Regions from separate parts of the Homo sapiens genome. Here region 2 is linked to region 1. The links are chromatin loops, found by intact Hi-C in ENCODE. Cell type or tissue: dorsolateral prefrontal cortex. All regions are shown on one strand. Each heading gives the region's core, and the rest is flanking DNA. Links, peaks and the distances in the headings are about the cores only.

The links. Peaks named below come from ENCODE experiments on the same cell type or tissue, not always from the same donor. Only the 100,000 strongest peaks of a DNase experiment are listed, where the experiment ranks them.
Region 2: it touches region 1 in a loop (3-fold over the local background); 3 of 110 quality-filtered maps call a loop at or near these places.

Annotation. Positions count from the first base shown.
Region 1 is chr1:211,730,564-211,743,075 of GRCh38, reverse strand. No RefSeq gene overlaps it. Among named protein-coding and RNA genes, the nearest start is that of NEK2-DT, 61 kb to the right of the region's middle. RefSeq lists an enhancer at 7,250-7,749. In dorsolateral prefrontal cortex, for the core only: no CTCF peak of the experiment used is centred there; DNase peaks (open chromatin) are centred at 4,176, 5,175, 6,495, 7,125 and 1 weaker place; H3K27ac peaks cover 8,000 bases.
Region 2 is chr1:211,783,718-211,796,229 of GRCh38, reverse strand. It overlaps LPGAT1 (lysophosphatidylglycerol acyltransferase 1), which reads left to right. Exons shown (of 8, transcript NM_014873.3): 3 at 3,040-3,158; 4 at 8,503-8,598. It also overlaps the pseudogene RN7SL344P. Among named protein-coding and RNA genes, the nearest start is that of LPGAT1, 41 kb to the left of the region's middle. In dorsolateral prefrontal cortex, for the core only: no CTCF peak of the experiment used is centred there; a DNase peak (open chromatin) is centred at 6,426; H3K4me3 peaks cover 823 bases; H3K27ac peaks cover 5,565 bases.

The DNA of each region.
Region 1 (12,512 bases), core at 2,638-10,637:
CAGCTGTCTGTGTGGTGTCATTGAAAAAACCTGGCACTGGGATACTTCCCTTAAAATATCAGTGGTTGCATCTTTATTTCCTTGTTGCATTTTTGATGGGAAAATCTCCCTGAAAAGGGTCTTACCTTCAGTTTCTTAGCAGTGCACACTATCAGGGCCAGCTGATGGACAGTTGAGGGAAAAGCAAATAGGTACCTAGAAGTGGAGAGATCAGAAGAGCTTGGAGTGCTAGGAAGAGGAAGCCAGGAGTGCTGGAAGACAAAAGGAAGACCAGAGCCTGCTGTCCACAAACAGGTACATATATCCTTGATACACAAACACTTCCAAGGAAGAAATCAACTTCCATGAGAACTCTGACCCAGAGTGTCTTCCCTGGGAACTCACCTGTAAAAGATCCCACCTCCCATTTCAGATAACTGCCCATTTTACTGAGGAAAGGCATACCTCAGCCAGTAGGGATGCCCCTCCAGGGTGACAAAGGGACAATTCAAAATATTGATGACACAGAAGCTTCTTTCAATCAAGGCATCTTAGCCCACAATCAGGCTTTTTGTGTTTCTCTGATTTATGCTTGTTTCAGTAAGGACAAAGGATGGCATTAGAAATGGTGCATTTGGGCCTGCGTTGGCTGTATTGAATTCTGATATATTTAGTGTGGGACAGTGGCAGCAATGGCAGCTCAGGGCTCACAGAAGTAGAAGGTACCAGGACTTCTTAATGGCATAGGTCCAAGACTGGCACAGAGTCACTTTTGGTGCTATATTCCTTTAGTTAACATGTCACAGAGCCAGTCCAGATTCAATGTGGGAAGGTCTATAAATGGGTAGAATACTATCAAATACTGAGAGGCATGCTTCATTGGGAGCTGTCTTTGAAGATCAGCTACCACAGTTAAAAAAAAAAAATTCCTAAGCTATTTGAATAAAGAACACTAGATGGGTCTAAAAGAGTTCTTGCCCTTTGGCAGGCTTGCCCATAATTTCCATTAGTTAGAAATATTTCGAGTTCCCAAATACCTTAAGAGGATTAGATTTGTTGATCCATCCCTCATTCGTATAAGTCACATTAATCAAATGGACACCTAGCTAAAAGAATGGAGGTTTTGTTTGGACATTATATTATTTTTGGCACCGATTGATGCATGACTGATTGGCTCTTAGAATTTCAGAGCAAGTAGTCACCTTGTTTTGGGATGGCAGATTTCACTCTGATACAATTTTGGTGCATTGCTGGTAGCATCAAATGGCTACTTAGTAGAATTGTGGGGACTAGAATCAGCTTTCTTTTATTTGCATTCATATATTTTCCCCAAAACAGCATATTGCTTTGGTTCAGATTTATGTATTTCGTAAATAAGAGTGAAATCTAAAGGAACAAGTATATTTGTTAAAAGGGCGATGGATCTAGAAGCTAAAGCTTCCATAACATCCTTATCCTCAATTTTAATAATCCCAAAACCCCAAAAGATAATTTTTATTAATGTTCCTCTCAGCTGCTGCAGAGATACAATTAACCATGAAAAAAGCCCTGAAATTAATTATTTTTTTTTTTTGGATGTGGAAGTGAAGTGCATTTTAAAAATTTTGCCCTATATAGTAGAAGATAAAAAGAACATTTTTATGTTAGACCAAAGGGGATACAGATTTCAATCTCATAATAGTTTCTTTCTTTTCTGAATTCTAGTGTGGAACTAGAGTAGGTAATAAATTCTAGGCCACGATGGCCACTAGTGCCCGAATATCCCTCTGTCATGGCGCCATCAAGTGTTAAGGGCTTGTCCAAGTAGGAGCCCAGGAGCAGCAGAACCGGGGACTTCAATTCGACCTTGGCCCTTTGGCAAGTTTCTTATCCTCTCAACCTCACTCTCCTTATGTGTTAAATGGGAAACGCTCAAAGACTTCTTTTTTTTTTTTTTTCTGAGACGGAGTCTCACTCTGCAGCCCAGAGTGCAGCCGCGTGATCTCGGCTCACTGCAACCTCTGCCTCCCGGGTCCCGGTTCAGTGATTCTCCTGCCTCAGCCTCCTGAGTAGCTGGGACTTCAGGTGTGCACCACCACACCTGGCTAATTTTTGTATTTTTATTAGAGACGGGGTTTCACCATGTTGGCCAGGCTGGTCTTGAACTCCTGACCTCATGATCCGCCCACCTTGGCCTCACAAAGTGCTAGGATTACAGGCGTGAGCCACCATGCCTGGCCAAGACTTCTTTTCAGTATTAAGTGAGATTATATACAGGAAGCACATAAGACACTGGCACATTGTACTGAATGTGCAGTAAGGAGGCTGTGTTTATCTCACCCCAACTGGGTTTAACAGAGGATGTAAGTTATTCTCATATTGAGATGTGCCTAAACTGCAAGTGATGTGTTCCATGCATACCCAATGCAGTGGCTCATGCCTATAACCCCAGCACTTTGGGAGGCCAAGGCAGGAGGATCACTTGAGCCCAGGAGTTTGACACCAGGCTGACAGGAGATCAGCCTGGCCAACATGGTGAAACCCCGTGTCTACTTAAAAAAAAAAAAAAATTAGCCAGGCATGGTGGTGTGTACCTGTGGTCCCAGCTACTCGAGAAGCTGAAGTAGGAGGATCACTGGAGCCTGAGAGAATTGAGGCTGCAATGAGCTGTTATCATGCCCTAGGTCTCTTGGTTTTTAAGTTAGACACATGCAATCAGCATAGCCAAGTCCCTAACCCCACACAGTCAGACTATATTTAATATATCTAAGGCTCCAGACAGCAGTGAGAAAAAGCTTTGAGGTTGGAGCGCCAATTAGGAAGGTGAGGAGACGGGGGCATAAAGAGGAAATCAGATCTACTAGACAAGACATTACATAGGCTTAATAGGGACCTATTTTTGCTTCTGAGACATGATGTCACTTGTGGTGAAGACCTTGAACTAATTATCAAAATGGAGGGAAATATAATTTCTAGTATTTGGAAGCTGTCCACCAGCCCACGGTTCTCTGTATAATTCATATGATTCTAAATATAAAACTACATTGAAAGTGTCCTAATGCTTCAGGAAATTGAAAGTAATTTTGAAAACCTTTCTCCTTTCTAGTTGCAGAAGTCTCAGAAGTTTATATCTTGAGAATTGACACTTTACCTTCCAGTGGTAAGTTCTGGGTGCTCAGTTCTTAGTGGGTATCAGAAGGAAGTGGGCAGATTAGAATAAGATATTGCTTATGGCTATTGAGGTTATCATGGTAGAGCACAAAGAAACGAGGCAAAGCTGGATTAGCAGGTGTGTATTCGAAACTCTGCCCTGCTGGGGGTGGGGGTGAGGAGATGAGAAGCAGGTGATGTTTCAAAGCCCCATCTGGCCCTAAGAGCCTTTGATTCCCCAGACAAATATCCAACAAGCTGTCCAGCCCACCATTCACGGAACTTCAGAGTAACACCAGAAATTGGGAATTCCAAGAGAGAGAGGCTTCAGGGCCATGATGAGGTTATGGAACAGTTCTCTTAGAGAAGATTTGGAAATACTTCAAACCATCATCTGGTGGGAAGCTTGGCATAAACAGCAACTCATGGATATGGAGATGGCTGCTCAGGCATTACGATATTCAGAGTGGTTCTGGGCTAGCTTATTATAAAGAAGACCCGTCCTTGTTTTCCCAAAGGATGGCTAGAAAAAGCAAGGGAATGAATGAGTTAATGAATGTGGAATTAATAAAGCATTTCTTCTTGGAGGCAGAGAAATGGAACAGCTGATTACTGAAAGCCAGCCTTCAGAATCTGTGCCATGTCCGATCAGGAATAATAATTGAAATTGTCATTGGAGCGATGTCTGAGGGATGCAGAAACCTGGTGTCACAGGAAGCATTGCCTCAGACTCTGTCTTCCTCTTTATTAGGCCTTGGAGAGGAAGGACAGCAGGGTTACCTCACCAGCCCAGCTCCAGCTCCCCTTCACCCCCCGCCCAGGTACCTGTCTGACTGCAGCAGGAGATTCTAGCACAGAGGGTGCCAGCAAGCAGGGGTGCTCAGAGGGTTTCTCATTTGAAAGGTATTTACTGTTAGGGGAGAGTGGGAGGAGAGGAGGGGCAGGCATGGGTGGGCAGAGCATAGGTACTAGGAATCTGCAAACCACAGACAAGAAGCAAGTGAAAGTAAAGATCTGAGGGTTTGCTGTAAGCTGCATTAGCAGGAGGAGCACTGGGCCTGTGGGAGTGGACACATGTGTCTCCTTCCAGGGGCTCCTGCCACAGCCTCAGCCTCAGACATCTCAAGGCTCAGTGTGTGTGTCTGTCTGCCAGTGTACCCCAGGGGGGCCTCATGGTGAGGCTTCCTCTGCCTGGGTTGCTCCTGGCATGGGCTCCAGCTTTTCCCCTCAACCCTGCAGCCCACTGGAAGACATAAGCTAAAGCTGGTGGGGACCTCCACTCTGGGTACCGTCCCTGCCCATCCCCTCTGGCAGTCGCTTTCCTAACTGACAGGTATTGGTGAAGTGCTCAGGATGTTCTTGGTGGGCGTATTTCCTCCAGGTGGGGGTGGCGTAAAAGCCACAGCCTTTTAGAAGCCTCTGTTTCTTTCCTTGACTGGCACTTTAAAAGGTGTGTGCTCTACCGTCATCACTAGGAGAGGGAGGCTCTGTGATCCTCCTTTATTCTCCCATCTTTCCACCGGGGTCTAATACATTTAACAAGCCTATGAAAAGGCTGCCTACCTCATGCCATTTTCTGACTGTTATTCAAAGTGAAGGACATCTGAAAAAAGACATTACATTACCTACAGCCCAGGGTGGAGCGGGGAGGGAATAATTTAGTACAAGGAATTAGGAGGCATTTTTTCTTTTTTGACAGGCTGAAAGGCTTCCTAGGTGAGATTTCCATCGCTGGTTGAAGGAAGGGAAAAGGCTGAGTGGGAGGTGCAAGGGCTGCTAATCTGAAAATTACCGGAATTTCCTTAATTTCCACTCTTTAGAAAATGTCTGCTGCACAAGGAGAGGGTGGTGAGAATCCAGTGAGATAATCCTCATGGAAGGGTTTGGAGAACCTTGTAACACTTCACCAGAGTGAGGGGCAATGACAATTCGAGTCCACGATAAAAAAATAAAATAAAATAAAAAAAGGCCCTTTCTTGTCACTAGAAGAATTCACAAAGAGGCTGGGTGAGCCTGTGCCAGGGTGCTGGGTGGGAAAACCCACTCTGGTTGGGGGATGGACCAGCTGGCCCCTAAGGCCTGTCTCCCCCTGGCCCCTAAGGCCTGTCTCCCCCCAGCCCCCAACTTCCATGCGCCGTTGTCACAGGGACCCTGATAAAAGCTCCCACTGTGCCTGGGTTTCTGTTGTGCTCAGAGGAGGGAAGAAACAATGAGCTCAGCTTGGCCAGAGGACAGGTCTCATTTTGCTCTCATCACTTACAGAGGCCTCTCCCCAAGCAGCAAACTACCAGGCAGGACCAGCTACGTTGTCTGTGTGACCCAGTACAAAATGAAAATGCGACTCCCTGTTCAAAGAGCATTACGAATTTCAAGTCGGCAACAGAAGAGCAGTAAAACGCAGGCACCTCATGAAGGCTGCCCTGTCATGAGAACCACGAAGGAGGAAATGAGGAATGGGAAGGAGCCAGGCCCCTGGGGGTGGTCCATGTCCCCTTGTTGTCCCTCCTGCCAAGGCACTGCACAAGATGTTCTTAGAGAGGAGGAGATGTGAGTAGCAAACTGTAGGGTGTGGAAGCTCAGCCCGCCAAGGCATCCCAGAACTGTGCCCTGAAGGCCAGGAGACCAGGCATCCACCGACCATCCCCCGGTGGTTAAGGGCTGCCCCTGCAGTGGGTGGAAAAGGCTCCCATGGCACCAGAGAAGCCTCAAGGCCTGAAGCTGAAAGGCCCTAGGTGTGGGAAAGATGCTGCCTGGGGTAAGCGTGAGTCCCACGGAGCAGGAGCCACCTGCCACAGGGCAGCTGAACACTGAGCCAAGGGAACATGGCCAGGGGCGCCTAAGACATCTGCACAGGGGCCACCAGACTTCCCGAGGAACCAGCCTCCCAGTGCAGCATGGGGTGGGGTCTGCAAGGTCTGTGAACAAAATAACATTTGTGGTGCTCTGTGAATTCACGTGCCCTTCCTTTCCTCACTGACTGCAGTTGTCCATTATTTGAGCTGCCCCCTTTCCCACCCACTGTGCAGTCACACCATGGAACCACAACCAGGTTGCACAAGAAAGCAGGACAAAGGGGTGGGATCAGTCAGCTAGTGTTTGCAGAATGTGTCTACTGGGTAGACTGGAAAGGGGCCTAGAGATGGGACACAAGCTCTGCCACCATTACAGTCACATGTTGACATGTGCAGATGGCATCACAGAGATTAGCTGTGGCGATGCTGAAGGGCTTTGGGGCAGGGGTTAATCCCTAGGGGCTGCCTAGAGAGGGAGGCACAAAGCTCAGGGAAAGGTTCAGAGCACATTTCACTGCTGGCAGAAGGATGCTGGAGACTCGTGCTGCCTCCATCCTCAGTCGCCCGGGCAGCAGCTCGCATCCAGGCTCCACCTGGCTGCCTGCCTGACACTGCTCTGGATCCAGCAGGCCAGCTCAGATCTCCTTGCCAAGTTCTTCCATCCCCAAGGCCCTCTTTCTTGGCCACATTTCCTCGAAACCACTTTCTAGGCCCTTGTTGCCTCCCACATTGTTCTGAGAAATGGGCTGGCAAACTACCCAGGCCAGAACCCCTGAATCTTCGAGCAGAGAAGCAAGCTGATCATAGTTATTAATCAGTCTTCGAGGGGGAAGGATCCAGGCATAGGAAACAGGAATCTTAGGGAAATACCCCAGCTCAGCTCCTTTCTAGCCAGATGGGTCACATTTCCTCAGTTTCCACATCTTGAGACAATAATCAGCTGCCATGAGATCAAATGAAATCGCACCTGAGAATGGAATTTTCTAACCAATGGAGTTTTATGTAAACATAACATTTAATAACCACCGTTTGCTGCTGTTGTGCCTTCTCCTACGCTCTCCCGTGGCACACACAGTGGGCTTTGTTATGTGGAACTTATTATCTTGGCAAACTCCCATTGGTCTGGAGTCTAAACTGGACACTCAAACAGGCCGATTGTGGGTTGTCTCAGGCCTGCAGGGGCACTTGATCCTGGTTCAGAGCCAGGAATGCGCAGATCCAGCTCTTCGGAGCTCCGTGGCCTTGGGCAAACTCCTTGATTTTCTGTCGCCTCTTGTGACTCATCTCGTGACTCATCTGACAAAGGAGGTTATTATGCCTGCCCTGTCTGCCTCCCGGGTTCCCAGGAGGGTCACGCTAGATGCGAATGGTTCTACACAGGGGCGTGCTAGATGGTCAAGCGCTGCAGAGATGCGGGGGGTAATGACTGGGGGGAAAAGCTTTCTACCTTGATTCCACAGCACACATCCTTTCATCAGGCCTAATGTGGACCGGGAGGCAGAGACAAGATCTGGAAACATTTTCTGGAACATCTGAGAGTTAGTGCACAAAATAAATACTCACCCTCTTCCTAGGCAGGAGTACATTAGTCCTTACCATTATGGTGGTGGTGGTTGTATTAAGGTTATTATGGGTCAGAACAAAGAAAAGGGGAGGGGATGGAGTGGAATTTGAGTCCCAGGAAAGGAAGAAGAAAATGTCAAGAAGTCTTGGGAGGACTGGCAGGAACCTGAAGGGAGGAGCCAGACAGCAGGGGACCAGACAGCCCGGGATTGGGGAGCTGGCCAGATGAAGGAGGTGGCACGTTTGTTCCTGCACCACGCAAGAAGCACCTAGAGGGAAGGAGGGAAAGCTGAGAAAGCGTAAAGCAAGGGCGGGCAGTCTTTCCCAAGCATGGGGCCACTGACTCCCTGGCACATGCAGGCTCGTATAGATGGGCAGTAGAGAGACAAAGAAAGGAAGGAAGACGTAGGTTGCCTGGAAGGAGCCAAAGAACCATGGTGGTGGTTTGAAATGGTATATAATTGTGTGAAGGGACAAGGTGGGCAGTGGCCCTCTGGTCTCTCTGGGAGCAGGAGCTTCCTGCACAGGCATCACCAATCATCGGGAGTGAAAAGGAGCCTGGACTTTATTATTTTATTCTTCCTTCTCCACTTCCTTTCAGTCAATATGTACTGAGTACTTACTGCATGCTAGGCACTGTGCCAGGTGCTGGGCATACGGTAGGGAGCAAAACAGACAAGGTCTCCTGGAGCGTGTATTCTACTCAGGAGAGATGGAAAACAACTGAATAAAATACGGTTGACTCTCCTTCTTCACAGATTCCATATTTGCAAATTTGCCCACTCAATGAAACTTACTTGAAACACCAAAATCAATACTCACAGACTTTCGGAGTCATTCGCGGAAGTGCAGAGAAGCAGTAATTTTGAGTTGCTCGAGACCTTCTTGTTTCTGCTCTCATATCATAAACAATCATCCTTTTCACGGTCTGTTTGATGCTGCAGTTTTTTTGCATTGTTGTGTTTTTATTTGGTGAGTTCACTATTTAAAAAGGCCCCCAAGCTTAGTGCTGAAGTGCTGTCTCGTGTTTCTGAGTGCAAGGAAGCAGTGACAGGCCCGACAGAGAAAATACGTATGTTAGATAAGCTTCGTTCAGGTGTGAGTTAGTGCTGTTGGCCGTGAGTTCACTACAAATGAATCAGCAGTATACACAGTTGACTCTTGAGCAACACGAGTTTAAACAGCATAGGTCCATTTATATGCAAACTTTTTTCAATAAAAGTTACACCAAGTGTGCCTGCCTCTCCTGCCGCCCCTTCCAACACCTCCACCTCTTCCACCTCTGCCACCACTGAGGCAGCAAGACCAACCCCTCTTCTTCCTCCTCCTCAGCTTACTCAAGGTGAAGACAAGGATGAAGCGTTTTATGATGATCACTTCTACTTAATGAATAGTAAATATGTTTTCTCTTCCTTATGATTTTCTTAATAACATTTTCTTTCCTCTAGCTTACTTTACTGTAATAAGAATACAGTATATATAATACATATATAAAACGAGTGTTAATCAACTGTTTATGTTATCAGTAAGGCTTCCAACTAACAGTGGGCTATTAGTAATTTAAGTTTTGGGGAGTCAAAAATTCTACATGGATTTTGACATGCACAGTGGGGGTTAGTACCCCTAACTCCCTCATTGTTCAAGGGTCAACTGTATTAACTAAGGTGTCTTTAAGCAGAAACACACATAAAACAAGGTTATATATTGCTTGATGGATGGAAATGTTGTTGCCAGTGGCTTGCAAAAACCTAACCTCCATTTACCCGATAGTTCAGTACTCACTAGCTCAGTGTTCATGGTGACTTTATAAAGCATAGCTACCCCAAATAATGAGGAAGGACAGTAATTTTATTTATAAGTGCAATAAAGAAGATCAAGTGGGGATAGATTAGAGTATGATTGGAAGGGGGCTGGTGATCCAGGAGGCTCTTTGGGGAGGTGACAATTGAGCTAAGACCCAATGACAAGAAGCAGGCAGCCACGTGAGGACCTTTGCAGAGAATTCCAGGGGATGGGGACAGCAGGGGCACCAGCCCTGGGGTGGGAAAGCTATGGTGGGCATGGCTGGGGCAGATTGAGAGCCCAGCTGGACGGTGGAGCAACTGGAAGAGGAAAGCATCACACAAGAGGAGGCAGAGAGTCGGGCACAGTGGCTCATGCCTGTAATCCCAGCACTTTGGGAGGCCAAGGCGGGCAGATCACCTGAGGCCAGGAGTTTGAGACCAGCCTGGCCAACACGGTGAAACCCCATCTCTACTAAAAGAAACCAACAAACAAAAATATATATATATATGTACACAAAAATTAGCTGGGCGTGATGGTGCATGTCTGTAATCCCAGCTACTTAGGAGGCTGAGGCAGGAGGATCGCCTGAACCTGGGAGGCAGAGGTTGCAGTGAGCCGAGATGGCGCCACTGCACTCCAGCCTGGGCAACAGAGTGAGACTCCATCTCAAAAGAATTTAAAAAATAAAAATAAAAGAGGAGGCAGAGAGAAGGCCCCTGAGGGCCACATGAGGACTGTGGCTTTGATTCTTAGTTCCATGAAAGTCACTGGAAAGTTTTCAGTGGAACAACGAAACTGATCTATGGTGTTCACAGATACCCGGCTGCTGTGTGGGGAATGAGCCAAAGTGACCAGACTGGAAGTGGGGGTCCCGTTGGGAGGTGACTGCACTATCCAGGCTTGAGACGGCATAGCCTCCATCAAGGTTGTGGCACTGGAGACAGATTCAGGTCTATTCTGGAGGAAGAGTTAAGCTTGATTTGCTGATGAATTAAATGTAGAAAGTGAAAGAGAGGAATTAAGATGACTCCGGGGTTTTGAGCTGAAACAGCTGGATGGATTGTGTTGCCATTTGCTGAGATGGGGATGACTAGGGCAGGACAATTATGACCATGTTAGGTTTCACACACTTGCTAAATATCTAAGGACATGTATTCATGAATACATGAATCAAGCTCAGGGGTGTGTCAGAATTGGAGAGAGAAATTGAGAAGCAATTAAACTGGATGAGGTCCCTGAAGGTTGGTGGGCACTTGGGAACCTCTGCAGGATTCAGACAGAACTGGGTTGTGGCAAGAGAGGCTGGGTGTGCAGACAGGGTCCACAGAGGTGGGAGTATAGGCTGAGAGGCAGCTGATGTTTCTGGTTGTGAGAGTTGTAAAAGGGGATCTGAGAAATGTGGAATCTCAGGGCTTAGAAACTGAGAAGGCACCCCCTGCAGCCCTGCTCTGCAGATGCTGCAGGAACCCAGCCTCCCCGTGAGTAACAGGATCTACCACCCAGCCTGGGGCCCATCCAGAGCTCCTCCAGGCCCTCATTCTGTCCCACCTGACATTAAGCACCTGAGCTGGATTATAGCTGGCTCGTATTTCTAACCAGCTAATTTCCCTATGTAAAAGATATTTTGCTACTGGGCTAGACATCCAGTGAGAGGAAGAAAGGCAGGGGTTGGCCTGAGCAGGACTTGGGTTAGAGAACGTGGGAGTTCAGAGCCTGTTCTCCCCTTAGGTAATGGGGAAAGAGACAGAGGGAGGAGGAAGGACCAGCTGGCAGCCCAGGGCTCTGGCGGTAGCTGTATTGTGCCCAATGAATCAGGAAGGGATGATTCCTCTGCCTTGAAGCAGCATAGCGAGGCGGTCAGTGCACAAGTTCTGGAGCCTGACCACTTGGATTCAAATCTTAGTTCAACCATGTACTAATTGTTGTGCCTTTTCCCCTGTCTGCAGAAGAGCACCAAGCACACAGTGTGCTCATGGGGTGCCTAGAACAATGGCTGGCATGTAGCAAACACTCAGTAAACAGAATCTTGAGCTGGTACTGAGGCCATTTCACATCTGCCTCTCATTGAACATTGACTTCCAAGCTGCAGGTCACTCCTGCACAAATGAAAGATGGCTGCTGACTGGATTAAGGTGTGGCAACAGATAGGCACAGATCTGTGCTCTGAATCAGGCACAGTAACTGTGAGTTTCATAGAGCCTATGTAATCACTGTGCTTGCTGTAATAACATCCTTGATCCCATGACACTGCATTTTTCACACTTTTCATTCTATCTTAGGTATTAATCTCTCTCCTAGGGCTGCTGTGATGAATTACCACAAACCTGGTGGCTTCAGACAACACTCTTTTTCTTTCACAGGTCAGGAGACCTGAAGTCCAAAATCAAGGTGTCAGCAAGGTTGGACCCTTCTGAGGGCTGTCGAGGAGAAACCATCCAGGCCTCTCCTGGCTTCTGGTGCCTGCCAGCAATCCTTGGCTTTCCCCAGCTTGTCACACATCACTCCAATCTCTGCCTCCATCTGCACATCACCCCTTTCTCTGAGTCTTTCTGTGCTCTCTCCTTTTCTTCTAAGGACACCAGTCATTGGATTCAGGGCCCACCCTAAAACAAGGATGATTCCCTCTTAGGATCCGAAATTAATTTTATCTGCAAGTAACCTATTTCCAAATAAGGTCACACTTTGAGGTGTAAACATGAATTTTAGGGGGACACTATTCAACCCACTCTATCTTTGCAGTGGCCCACTGGAGCAAGAAAGACAAGTACTATTATTGCCTTTATATAAGTTGGAAAGCCAGGGTCTAGAGAAGAGAAGTTAACTGGCCTATGGTTATATAGTTAGTTGGTGGGAATAGATCCCAGATTTAAATTCCTCTTCCAGGACTGTTTCCCCACCCAAGTTTTTTGTTTTTTGTTGTTGTTGTTGTTTGTTTGTTTTGTGAGATGGAGTCTCTCTCTGTCGCCCAGGCTGGAGTACAGTGGCACTATCATAGCCTACTGCAGCCTCAACCTCCTGGGCTCCAGTGATCCTCCTGCCTCAGCCTCCCAAGTAGCTGGGACTATAGGTGTGAACCACAGTGCCCAGCCCTCACCCAAGTTTTACACACGTACATACACCTTGTATGTATGTTATGTGCAAGGAAGACAGACACTGAGGGCAGGAAAGAGCTGCTATCTTGCCTGTCCAGCTCTCCTCTCTCTTCTTCTGGCAGATCAGCTTTGGCCTTTTCCAATCACGTGGCTCCATGGCGGCCACCATGCT
Region 2 (12,512 bases), core at 2,173-10,172, 54 kb before region 1:
ACAGAGGGTTCCAAATTCAATTTATGTTTTCATATTTAAACCAGTCACACTTACTAGATTTATCTGATTTATATAAAGCAAACAGGTAAGATATATTTTATGTAAAAACTTATTCTTATTTGCAGTTATATTGACATATATGCCTTCCCACTGCATGGGCCTAGGTATCTAGTATTTTCCACTCATGTAGCACAGATTGCGTTAAAGGACTATTTGGTGATGAGACATCTATTAATACAGATGGAGAGCCAGAAAACTGTCCACATTACCTCTTAATAGCCCACTATTTATAGAACCAAGCTAGACTTTTCTTGAGTTTTAACTGCTGTTCACTTTAGAATAATACTTGAAATGTTCTTACTTATTTTATATCCACAACACCTAACCATGCCTGATGCTGATTTATTGAATGAAGATTGTATTAATGAAAGAATGTTGTGCATGTGTGTGTGTGTTTGTGTGTTTGTATGTCCGTGTGTCTCCATTGGAGGGTTGTCAACAGGGGCATATGGGGAGTTTTCATTTGGTTAGTATATTCTCTGTCCTTTTTAAAAACATAACTAGGCTGGGCGCGGTGGCTCAGGCCTGTAGTCTCAGCACGTTGGGAGGCCGAGGTGGGCGGATCACCTGAGGTTGGGAGTTGAAGACCAGCCTGACCAACATGGAGAAACCCCGTCTCTACTAAAAATACAAGATTAGCCGGGCGTGGTGGCGCATGCCTGTAATCCCAGCTACTTGGGAGGCTGAGGCAGGAGAATCGCTTGAACCTGGGAGTCGGAGGTTGCGGTGAGCTGAGATCACGCCATTGCACTCCAGCCTGGGCAACAAGAGCGAAACTCCGTCTCAAAAACAAAAAAACCAAACAAACAAAAAACACAACTAGTGGCATCCATCATCCTATTCTACACTTTGCTTTTATTACTTAAAGTATATCATTTCATCTTAGTACATAAGTGCTATGTTTGCATAATATTCCATTGCATAGATATAATTTATTTAGGTAGTCTCCCTTAAAAATGTTTTTAATTGTGGTAAAATACGCTAACATAAAATTCACCATCTTAATTTTTCAAGTGTACAGTTCAGTCTTGTTAAGTATATTCACATTGTTGTGGAACCGATATCTAAAACTTTTCCATCTTGTAAAACTGAAACACTGTACTCATTAAACAACAATTTCCCCCTCCCCCAGCCCCTGGCAACCACCATTTCTATGAATTTGAGTTAGCTTCTCTTTCTAGTTGTTTTCATCTTTGCTTTTACAATCAAAGCTGCAGTGAGTAGCCTTGTGTACATGTCATTTTGCACATAAATGAGTATATCTGTAGGATGCATTTCTAGAAGTAGAATTCCTAGGTAAAAAGGTTTGTGCATTTATTAATTTTGAAATATAGTGCAAAATTGGCTTCTAAACAGGTCTCCCTATCCCTATTTCATCCTGAGCTTTTACACACAGGTGGCTTGAATTCTTTCCTTGCAGCAGTGAGTGAGATAAGGTTAGGGTAAAGAATACTAATGTAGAATTGGCCTTTGATAATTCATATCAAAAAATGCTAGAAGATTCTTTGCAGAATTCTGATGTTTGAAAACTGAGGCTTGACATAAATTTACTGTAAAATGAGGTGGCCGAGTGCAGTGGCTCATGTCTGTAATGTCAATACTTTGAGAGGCTGAAGCCGGTGGATTGCTTGAGCCCAGGAGTTTGAGATCAGCCTGGGCAACATGGCAAAACCCTGTGTCTACAAAAAAAATACAAAAGTTAGCTGGACTTGGTGACATGCACCTGTATAGTCCCAGCTACTTGGGAGGCTGAGGTAGGAGGGTCACTGAGCCCAGGGAGCTTGAAGCTGCAGTGAGCCATTGTGATTGCACCATTGCACTCCAGCCAAGGTAACAGAGCAAGATCCTGTCTCAAAAAAGTTAAAAATAAATATAAAATGAAATGAGGCATAACTACATAGAAATACCACTGTTTCCCTTAGAATGTACGTATAGATTTTGGCGCAGTGACTTTTCATCTGATAACTTCAAATAATTTGGCATTTGTATTAGTTTTATTATTTTAAGGTGAAAGTATGCATTATTATGTCTGAATGTTTTCTTATAAAATAGAATCTGAAGGGTTGGGAACCACCTCTCATTGATGATCGGTATTAACAGTTTGAAATTTATTTTTCTAGACGTTTTTCAGTGCATTGAACAACACATGGATGGTATTCCTGCTTTAAAAAGATGGGATCATGCTATATTTACTGTTTTGTGATTTGCTTTGTTAGTTGATAATACATCTTTTTTGGGTTAGTGAATAAGAGATATCCTCCATTATTTTAACGGGTTTATACTCTCCTATTACATCATAATTTTCTTGTCCATTCCCTTGTTGGTGAACATTTAAGTTGTGATAAACATTCTTTATACATATATCTTTGCTTATTTGAACAAGTTTCTGTAGGATAAATTCTAGGAAATAGAACTTCTAGATCAAAGGTATGACCATAGCTGGGCACAGTGGCTCACGCCTGTAATCTCAGCACTTTGGGAGGCCAAGGCAGGTGGATCACTTGAGGTCAAGAGTTTGAGACCAGCCTGGCCAATATGGTGAAACCCCATCTCTACTAAAAATACAAAAATCAGCTGGGCGTGGTGGTGTGCACCTGTAATCCCAGCTACTTGGGAGGCTGAGGCAGGAGAATTGCTTGAACCCGGGAGGTAGAGGTTGCAGTGAGCCAAGATCGCACCACTACACTCCAGCCTGGGTGACAGAGCTAGACTCTGTCTCAAATATAAATAAATAAATAAATAAATAAATAAATAAATAAATAAATAATGATAATTTTATATTTTAATGTATATTTGGGGGCTCTATAAAAGTTATATTAACATTCTGATTTGCACAGGAAATAAACTTAGTTCTAAACTTTCGGATGTTTTAGCTAGGTGACATATCATCATTAATATACATCATTTTTTCTAATATAAGGTTTGTGATAATATAAAAATCTTTAAAATGACAGCTTTGAAACTTTTTTGTTCTTACAGTGATGGAATGGGGAGAAGATATTAAAGCAGTTTCAAAAGATGAAGCAGTGATGTTGGTGAATCATCAGGCAACAGGAGATGTGTGCACACTGATGATGTGCCTCCAGGACAAAGGACTGGTAAGCTACCCTGAAGGCAGTAGATAGACATCCAGAAAGGAAGGTTAAAAAGGAATCCATTTGGCCGGGCATGGTGGCTCATGTCTGTAATCCCAGCACTTTGGGAGGCTGAGGTGGGTGGATCATGAGGTCAAGAGATCGAGGCCATCCAGGACAACAGGGTGAAACCCCATCTCTACTAAAAATACAGAAATTAGCTGGGCGTGGTGGTGTGCACCTGTAGTCCCAGTTACTCGGGAGGCTGAGGCAAGAGAATTGCTTGAACCCGGGAGGCAGAAATTGCAGTGAGCCGAGATCACGCCACTGTACTCCAGCCTAGCAACAGAGCAAGACTCCATCTCAAAAAAAAAAAAAAAAAAAGGGAATCAATTCAAATATCTTACTGTGCTTTGAAATATAGACATAGACTTTAATATGTATACTTTAAATAAAAATTTAGAAAATATTAAAAGAAAAAATATATCATTCTAAGTCACCCAGAAGTGGGAATGTAGAGACTTAAAAAAAAAAAAAAACTGGGACAATGTGAATTATATTTCAATAAGACTGTTTTAAAAAATAGTAACTGGGAGGAAAGCAGGTTAATATAGTTCAAATTGAGGGCTGTCTGGAGGTGAAGCAGTGGATTGCTAGTTTGAAAAATACAAACACAAAAAGCAGCTTTAGCCTGGCACAGTGGTGCCACTTGTAGTTCCAGCTACTCGGGAGGCTGAGGCAGGAGGATCGCTTGAGCCCAGGAGTTTGGGCTGTAGTTCTCTATGCTGATAGGCAGTCTGCACTAAGTTGAGCATAAATATGGTGACCTCCTGGGAGCAGTGAACAACTAGGTCACACAAGAAGGGTGAACCAGCCCAGGGTGGAAATGGAGCAGGCCAAAACTCCTGTGCTGATCAGTAGTGGGATCATGCCTGTGAAGAGCCACTGCACTCCAGCCTGGGCAGCACAGCAAGACCCCATCTCTAAAACAAAAGATTGGGGGAATATTGCTTATGATAGAATAAATATTTATAAACTGAGTGGATTTAAAAAATAAATTCAGTCTTTAGCCTTAGGAGAATTATCACCTTAGAAGTTAAAGAGGTTATGTTCATAGAAAACTAAATAAGGTGTATAAATTAATGGAGTTAATGTGTGACCTAATGGAAGTTCATTAAGGGCTTAGTAGTTATGATCAGTGACTATAGGAAGTGTAAACACCATCCTGTAAGATACAATTCATCTTATCAAGGTGCTGACAGCCTAGTGGCAGGTAGAAGAAGGGTATCACAAACAATGTTTTTTTTTGTTTTTTTTTTTTGTTTGTTTGTTTTTTTTTTTTTTTTTTTGAGATGGAGTCTTGCACTGTTGCCCAGGCTGGAGTGCAGTGGCACAATCTTGGCTTGCTGCAACCTCTGCCTCCTGGGTTCAAGCAATTCTTGTGCCTCAGCCTCCCAAGCAGCTGGGACTATGGGCACGGGTACCATGCCTGGCTAATTTTTGTATTTTTAGTAGAGACGGGGTTTCGCCATGTTGGCCAGGCTGCTGGTCTCAAACTCCTGGCCTCAGGTGATCCACCCACTCTTGGCCTCCCATAGTACTGGGATTACAGGCATGAGCCATAAACAATACTTAATTGACAAGTGAGATGGCTTCAGTGGAGGGTAAGTGCACTGTGTACCTCATGGACATAGAAAACTTTATGAAGGGGAGAGGACATAAACTTGGCCTTGAAGGATGAGTAGAATTTAGGTAGACTGGTAAAGCAAGGACTTCTTTCTTAATGAAACAATCTTGGCAAAAACATCAAAGTGAGAATAAGCCCTGGTGTGTTTAGGTTCCAGAGATTTTGATTCACTAGGTTAGGGTAGGGTCAGAAAATGAGAGGAGATTAAATAAAAATATGTTTTATTATTGCAGAATCTGTTTTTCTTGTCTATCTGAAAAGCAGAGGGATAATCTCACTGGAATGTGGAAAAATTAAATCCTTTCTTAGATTCAGGATCTTGAATTGTTAAGAGTATCACCATGTAGATATATTTGCATTTATAATAATATTTATTGCCTGTCCTCTAAGTTCATGACGTTAAAATTTTGCAAAACTAGTTGATTTGGCTTTCTATAAAAGAGAATCTCCAATTAGTTAACATTGTAACTCTTACAGATAGGATCATTACATTTATAGTGATTATCCTGAGGGCCTACAATGTCCTTAAGTGTTTTTTGAAACTCGTGATTAAAATGGTCAATATAAATATGTCTAACTGTATTCTAACACCAGTTTGGCATAGATGATAACTGTATTAACTAGAATATTAGGTAATTTAAAATTCCCCAGTCATGTGGACAAAAGAAAGTTTGGTTGGCTTGTTTGCCTTTATAAAAATATTTAAGTTAGTTAGGCTAGGTTCATTTTTCTATCCCAAGTAATTTTTTTTTATTTTGAGATTAGTTAATACTAAATAATGCTCTGATAATATTGAATACTTTGAAATCTAGAAGAATATTTTATTTTCTTTCATAAAGGAGTAACAGAATATAAGGGTGGAAGCATTATAATCTTTCCCTGCTGCCTAATAATTACAGAGCAATATAATTTGTATTCACTAGTAGGAATGTTTACTTGATTTATTTTATACTTTATGGATACCTTCAAATAAGGAAGGCTATATTGTGGGCCAGTTGAAAAATATTGCTTTGATGGTAATATAATTATAACATAGCTTTTTGAATTCAGGGGACTTCTTGAAGCCCCCATTAGTTTCTCAGTGGGAGTACTGTTGGCATTTTAATAGGACAACAGTGTTGCTGAGAACTGTCCTGGGCATTGCCAGACGTTTTGTGTACCCAACTGCCACACACTAAATGCTAGTAGCACTCCTTAGTCCTTGTTGTCACAAGGACCAAAATTATCCTGCAGTTTCCATACTCACCCAATGGAAAACCATTGACCTTATTATAATTTCAAAAGGACAGAAAGAGTGCAGTCATTTAAGTCTCTAGACGATGTTTTGATACGTAGAAAATCTGTGCATCCAGATAAAGAATAATTGATATAGATTGATTTTGTCTCTTAGAAATAATGGAAAAGTTCTGAGGGACAGACCTATCAAACATTGACAGAGTTGATTTAGGCAGCTTATGTTTACTCATCCTTCTTTTGAAGAATATGAAACAAAGGATTAATTGTGTTTTCTGAAAGTGTTGGTACTTTTTTTTTTTTTTTGAGACAGAGTCTTGCTTTGTCGCCAGGCTGGAGTGCAGTGGTGCCATTTCAGCTCACTGCAACCTCCGCCTCCTGGGTTCAGGCAGTTCTCCTGCCTCAGTTCTCCTGAGTAGCTGGGACTACAGGTGTCCGCCACCACACCCGGCTAATTTTTGTATTTTTAGTAGAGACGAGGTTGACCAGGATGGTCTCGATCTCTTGACCTCGTGATCCGCCCACCTCAGCCTCCCAAAGTGCTGGGATTATAGGCGTGAGCCATCGTGCCCAGCCTGGTACCCTTATAATAAGTGTCTGTGAATTGTCTTGGCCTTTTATGACAATTTATGATAAAACTAAGAATTTTTATTTCTGTCAAAAGAACTTTATTAAATGTTTTATAAACATTTATTGACTTATAACATTTCCCCTAAAATAAGTTGGAACAGAGCTGTCCTTACAAATCTCAGGAAATAGTTTGGGTATCTTTACTGAATTTATGTTTTAAGTGACCCTTCTAACTGAAGAGATAAATCCACCATGAATGAAAGGTTAAATATAAAAGCTAGTTATTTGGCATTTAAAACCCAGAAGTCAATAAATTACAACTACACTTCTTAATGTATCTAAAGCTAAAATGCTTTATAGGTTGAATCCACTGCTTTTTGTTTGTTTTGGGGACACTGTTCAACAAATTTCATTTAGTCCAAATCTCAGCTTATTTAAACATAGTACTGTAATCATCATTGCAAAGCAAAACAAGATGGGATGCTGGTGATTATCTTACTCTATATTAATTGATTGAGGAATCAGTTCTTTCTTTACTAGGCATATATCTTCATTTTTAAAAAAAGATTTAATATTGTAAAGCTGATGGAGTAGGAGTTGTGTAGCTGGAAAACTAAGGCAGAAGCTGTAATATTATATCATCTGTGGGCTTTTATAATGCTTTTATAAAAGCAGCACATGGATATCAGTGTTTTAGTTTTTTCCATATGTGTAGGTTCACATCAGTTGGTTCTTAGAGATGATGTTTACATCTACTGTTCCCCTGGGAAACCAAAGTAGAGCTTATTGCATTCTTGACTGAGGTTGTAGCTTTCACTTTAGTTAAGGCTTATAACAAGGAATGCTATTTCCTCAGCAGGAAAGAACAATTAACCGATTCATTAATTAGATCCCGTTTGTACTTTTAATTTTTTTTTTTTTTTTAATAAAGAGTCTCTCTCTGTCACCCAGGCTGGAGTGCAGCGGCTCGATCTTGGCTCACTGCAACCTGTGCCTCCCGGGTTCAAGCAATTCTCCTGCCTCAACCTCCCGAGTAGCTGGGATTACAGGCACGCACCACCACGCCTGGCTAATTTTTGTATTTTAGTAGAGATGGGGTTTCACCATTTTGGCCAGGCTGGTCTTAAACTCCTGACCTCAAGTGATCCACCTGCCTCTGCCTCCTAAAGTGCTGGGATTACAGGCGTGAGCCACTGTGCCTGGCCTGTAGTTTTAATTTTTAAATTTGCGTGAAAGAAAGTCTTCTGCCCTCAATATTGGTATTAACTCTTATCAGCAGTGGATAATATTTTTCTGTTTAAGGACTGAGGCACTACAAATATTTTTATCCTGGCAAAGACCATGATTTTACATAAACTAATAAATATTCTTCATAATAGAATATGTAAATCATTCTATTAATTTTTAAATGTTTTATTTGGGACACTACATTTTTATACTTTGCCATGAAGCTACACTCAGATTTTATAAAGCCACAGTGAATGTTCATTAAATATATAGTCTTGTTTGATAACTTAACCATTTTATTATATTGTTTCAAAATAATTTTGTAAGTTATATAAGAATTATCAGAGACTTTGGGGTAGAACAAATTTGAAATCATTAAGTCCAAATTTAAGAAGTTAATTGAGTTTCATTTTTTATATAGTGATATATGTACCTGTGACTTAGGATTCGAAGACTTGGAATCAAGACCTGTAATTTTTCATGTAGACACTATTAGTAACTGTGCTTTGTTTGTAGAAATAGAGTTAGACTTAAGATATTTTGGTTAATTAAAAGTATGCTTGGATGATTATATTTAAAGCTTGGAGACTCAGCTCAACTATAGTCAGGTTTCTTCTATCCAATATTATTTCTTGCTTTTAAATATTTTAGGTTGTTGCTCAGATGATGTGGTTGATGGATCATATTTTTAAGTACACAAACTTTGGAATTGTTTCTCTAGTTCATGGAGACTTCTTTATAAGACAGGTAAGTAATGAGCACTTTTTCCCCGCAGTGATAGCCTGGTCAAATTGATTCTTGATTATAAAAAGAGGTATAACAAAACCAATTATAATAGGTAGGGCTGCTTCTAACCAGTCTTAGGGAGCTTTTTTTTTTTTTTTTTTTTGAGAGACAGAGTCTCGCTCTGTCGCCCAGGCTAGCGTGCATTGGCACCATCTCGGCTCACTGTAACCTCCACTTCCTGGGTTCAAGTGATTCTCATGCCTCAGCCTTTGGAGTAGCTGGGACTATAGGCATGCCACTACGCCCAGCTAATTTTTGTATTTTTAGTAGAGATGGGGTTTCACTGTGTTGGTTAGGGTCTCAAACTCCTGACCACAAGTGATCCACCCGCCTGGCCTCCCAGAGTGCTGGGATTACAAGTGTGAGCCACTGGCCACTGTGCCAGGCTCAGGGAGCTCTTTCTCGGAATCTTTGTTCCCTAACCATTTATTTCAATCTAAATTTGAGTATGGATAAGTATTAAAATACTTAAAATGCAAATATTCTAATCTCTACTCTTCTCCCATTTAGAAGGTACATTTTTAGTTTAGTAAACATTCCCCACTATTCAGTTTCTTAGCTATGTGAATTGGGCAAATTATTTAAATCCTCAAGTTTCTTGTTTTCCAAACTTGAATAATATGTAGTATCCCCCACAATGGTTGTTGTGGGGATTAAATGAAGTAATAGCTATAAAGCACTCAGAACAGTGCCTACTACCTTCATCATCATTTTTATCTTGATTACTACTATTGTATCACTATTACTTTTATTTACAAGGCACTGTTGTATAATATAGTAGATATCTAAATTACTAGTAGGCAGATTATTAAATAAATTAATAAATAAGTTAATGTAATAATAATAATGGGAGATGTTTTGGGAATTCATAGTAGGAAAAATAAGTATATCAGTTTTATGTGAATCCAGAAAAACTTCAGAGAAGATGATATTTGGCACAAGTTTTAAAGAATAGGTATGGATTTGATGGAGGAAGGTGAATTGGGAAGTCCCAAGCATTAGGAATAGTTTAGTGTAGGAAGAAGAATGATAGCCTCTTATCAGCACTACATTATTTTCTTGACTTGTTACTAGTATTATATGCTTTATTTTCACCAGAATGGATAACTGAAATATGGTATGTACGAGCTTTTATGCATGACAATACCACAGTTATTTGGTGTTTACATATTTAACAACCTGGATTGTGCCGTGCTTTGCACATAATTATTACTTAATGAATAATTGGTGAATCTAATTAAGCCTTTTCCAAGAACCACAAATTCAGAAATAAGCTGGAATTGAGTAGAGAAACTTCTAAGTTCTGTGAAAATAAGTGTCACAAAACACATGTACTTTACTCCAGACAGTTTTATGTACTGGACATTATATCATTTCATTTTGGAAACATCCTTTGTTCTTCTGAGCAGAGAAACAAATATAAGCATACCCTGGAACCACAAGAAGTGGCAATGGGGAGTGGACACAAGGTCAAGACAAAATAAACTGATCAGGACAACTTAACAAAGATCCTAGTGTAATAGCTCAGAGAAGGCAGCGGAACCAACAATTAGAAAGCTTAGCAGTCTCAGGGATCCGAAAAGCTAGCTGAGCACCTTACCTCATTTCCAGCTTTAGGAAATAATTGAATTTACAGTGTAGTGTAACAGTTGATTCTAATGATGATCATCAGGCATCAAGAAGAGGGGCTGGGCTCGGTGGCTCATGCCTGTAATCCCAGCACTTTGGGAGGCCGAGGTGGACAGATTGCTTGAGGCCAGGAGTTCGAGGCCAGCCTGGCCAACATGGTGAAGGCCTGTTTCTACTAAAGATACAAAAATTGGCTGGGCATGGTAGCATGAACCTGTAGTCCCAGCTACTTGGGAGGCTGAGGCAGGAGAATCGCTTGAACCTGGGAGGCAGAGGTTGCAGTGGGCCGAGATTGCGTCACTGCACTCCAGCCTGGGTGACACAGCAAGATTCCATCTCAAAAAAAAAAAAAAGAGGCTAAATTATACTAGATTATCGGTGTACTTTTAGATAAAAGTTGAAAATTAGGTACTCCAAAATATTTTCTTGTGATTACTATGTGAAGTTTTGCATACATAAAGATTATATTTCGAAGTTTCTGGAAAGTTTACAAATTTATTTCTAAAGAGCAACGTGTTTTTCCCCGATAGATTAGTAATAAAAATCTATAACATGAGGGGAAGGAAGGGAAAAAGCATTAATGTTTAAAAGAAAAATTCTCTTGAGACTTTGCTACTAGACCATTTTGACAAGCTTTTCCAAGAATAGTAAAAATATTTTACGTATAATCTTGAGAACTTAATAGCTATCTTAATCATAATCAGTTCACTTCAGCAAACTGACTAACAAAATGTCTTACATGTTTTGCATTTGGGATACATTTGATCTAAAGACTGAAAGCATACTAATTATTTTGAGGAGTTTCTGTAATTTTGTTGGCTGGAAAATGTTGGCAAACTGATCACACTGAAAGAAAGAACCGGCTGGGCGCAGTGGCTCACGCCTGTAATCCCAGCACTTTGGGAGGCCAAGGGGGGCAGATCACAAGGTCAGGAGATCGAGACCATCCTGGCTAACACGGTGAAATCCCATCTCTACTAAAAACAAAAAAAATTAGCCGGGTGTGGTGGCAGGCGCCTGTAGTCCCAGCTACTCGGGAGGCTGAGGCAGGAGAATGGCGTGAACCCGGGAGGCAGAGCTTGCAGTGACCCGAGATCGCACCACTGCACTCCAGCCTGGGCAACAGAGCGAGACTCTGTCTCAAAAAAAAAAAAAAAAAGAAAGAACCTTTGTGATATTTAGTTGTAAGCTTTGGGCCTTCCTACAAATTTTTCTGGATTCTTCTTTTTAGACTTCAGGTCATCTTCTTTTCTCTCTTTCCCTCTCAACTAAGATACAGTCCATTAGAATGTCTTTTTTAGCTTTACTTTCACATTTTTCCTAAATGTAACTACTTGTTATCAATACAATATAATTGAATCTCATCAAATTCCCTTGTGTGGAATACTGCAAGTCTTCTAACTTATCTCCTGTGGTCTTTTGGTCACAGGAACCAGCAGATTTTCTTTCTTTTTTCTTTTTTTTTTTTTTTTTGAGACAGGGTCTCACTCTATCACCCAGGCTGGAGTACAGTAGTACCATCAGGGCTCACTGCATCCTCGAACTTGTGGGCACAAGTGATCCTCCTGCCTCAGCCTCCTGAGTAGCTGGGACCACTAAATGTGCCATCGCACCCAGCTAATTTTTGTATTTTTTGTATAGACGGGGTTTCACCATGTTGCCCAGGCTGGTCAGATTTTTTTAAACAGAAATAAGATTATAACACTTCCTTGTTCAAAACTATCCAAAGATGTCCTCTCCAAAACTACTTACCATGCATAAGGCTTTTCTCATTTGGTCTCCACCTCCCTCTGCAGCTTCATTTCCTACCCCTGACTTCCTTGTTTATCACACTTCAGCCACACTGGCCTTGGTGCTGTTCTTTGAACATGCCATACTCGTTCCCACCAAATGACCTTTGTCCTTTTTGTTTTGTCACCTGGAATATTATGGCTTGCATCTTCACATGACTTATTCCCTCACATTATCAGTTCTGCTCAAATGTCACCTCCTCATAGCAGCTTTCTCTGACCCTCTTGACCCTTTCTATCCTTTTACTGTTTTCTTCCTAACACATATTACTAGTTGAATTTGCACTCCACATTTACCATCTTCCCAAACTAGAATGTAAGCTCCATGAAAGTCTCTTTATTTCCTCCTCTATGTCTAGTGCCTAGGACAATGCGTGGCACATAGCAGGCACTCAGTAAGTAGTGACTGAATTGATGAATGACTGCACTTTCAAGGGCAATCAGAACAATTTCCTT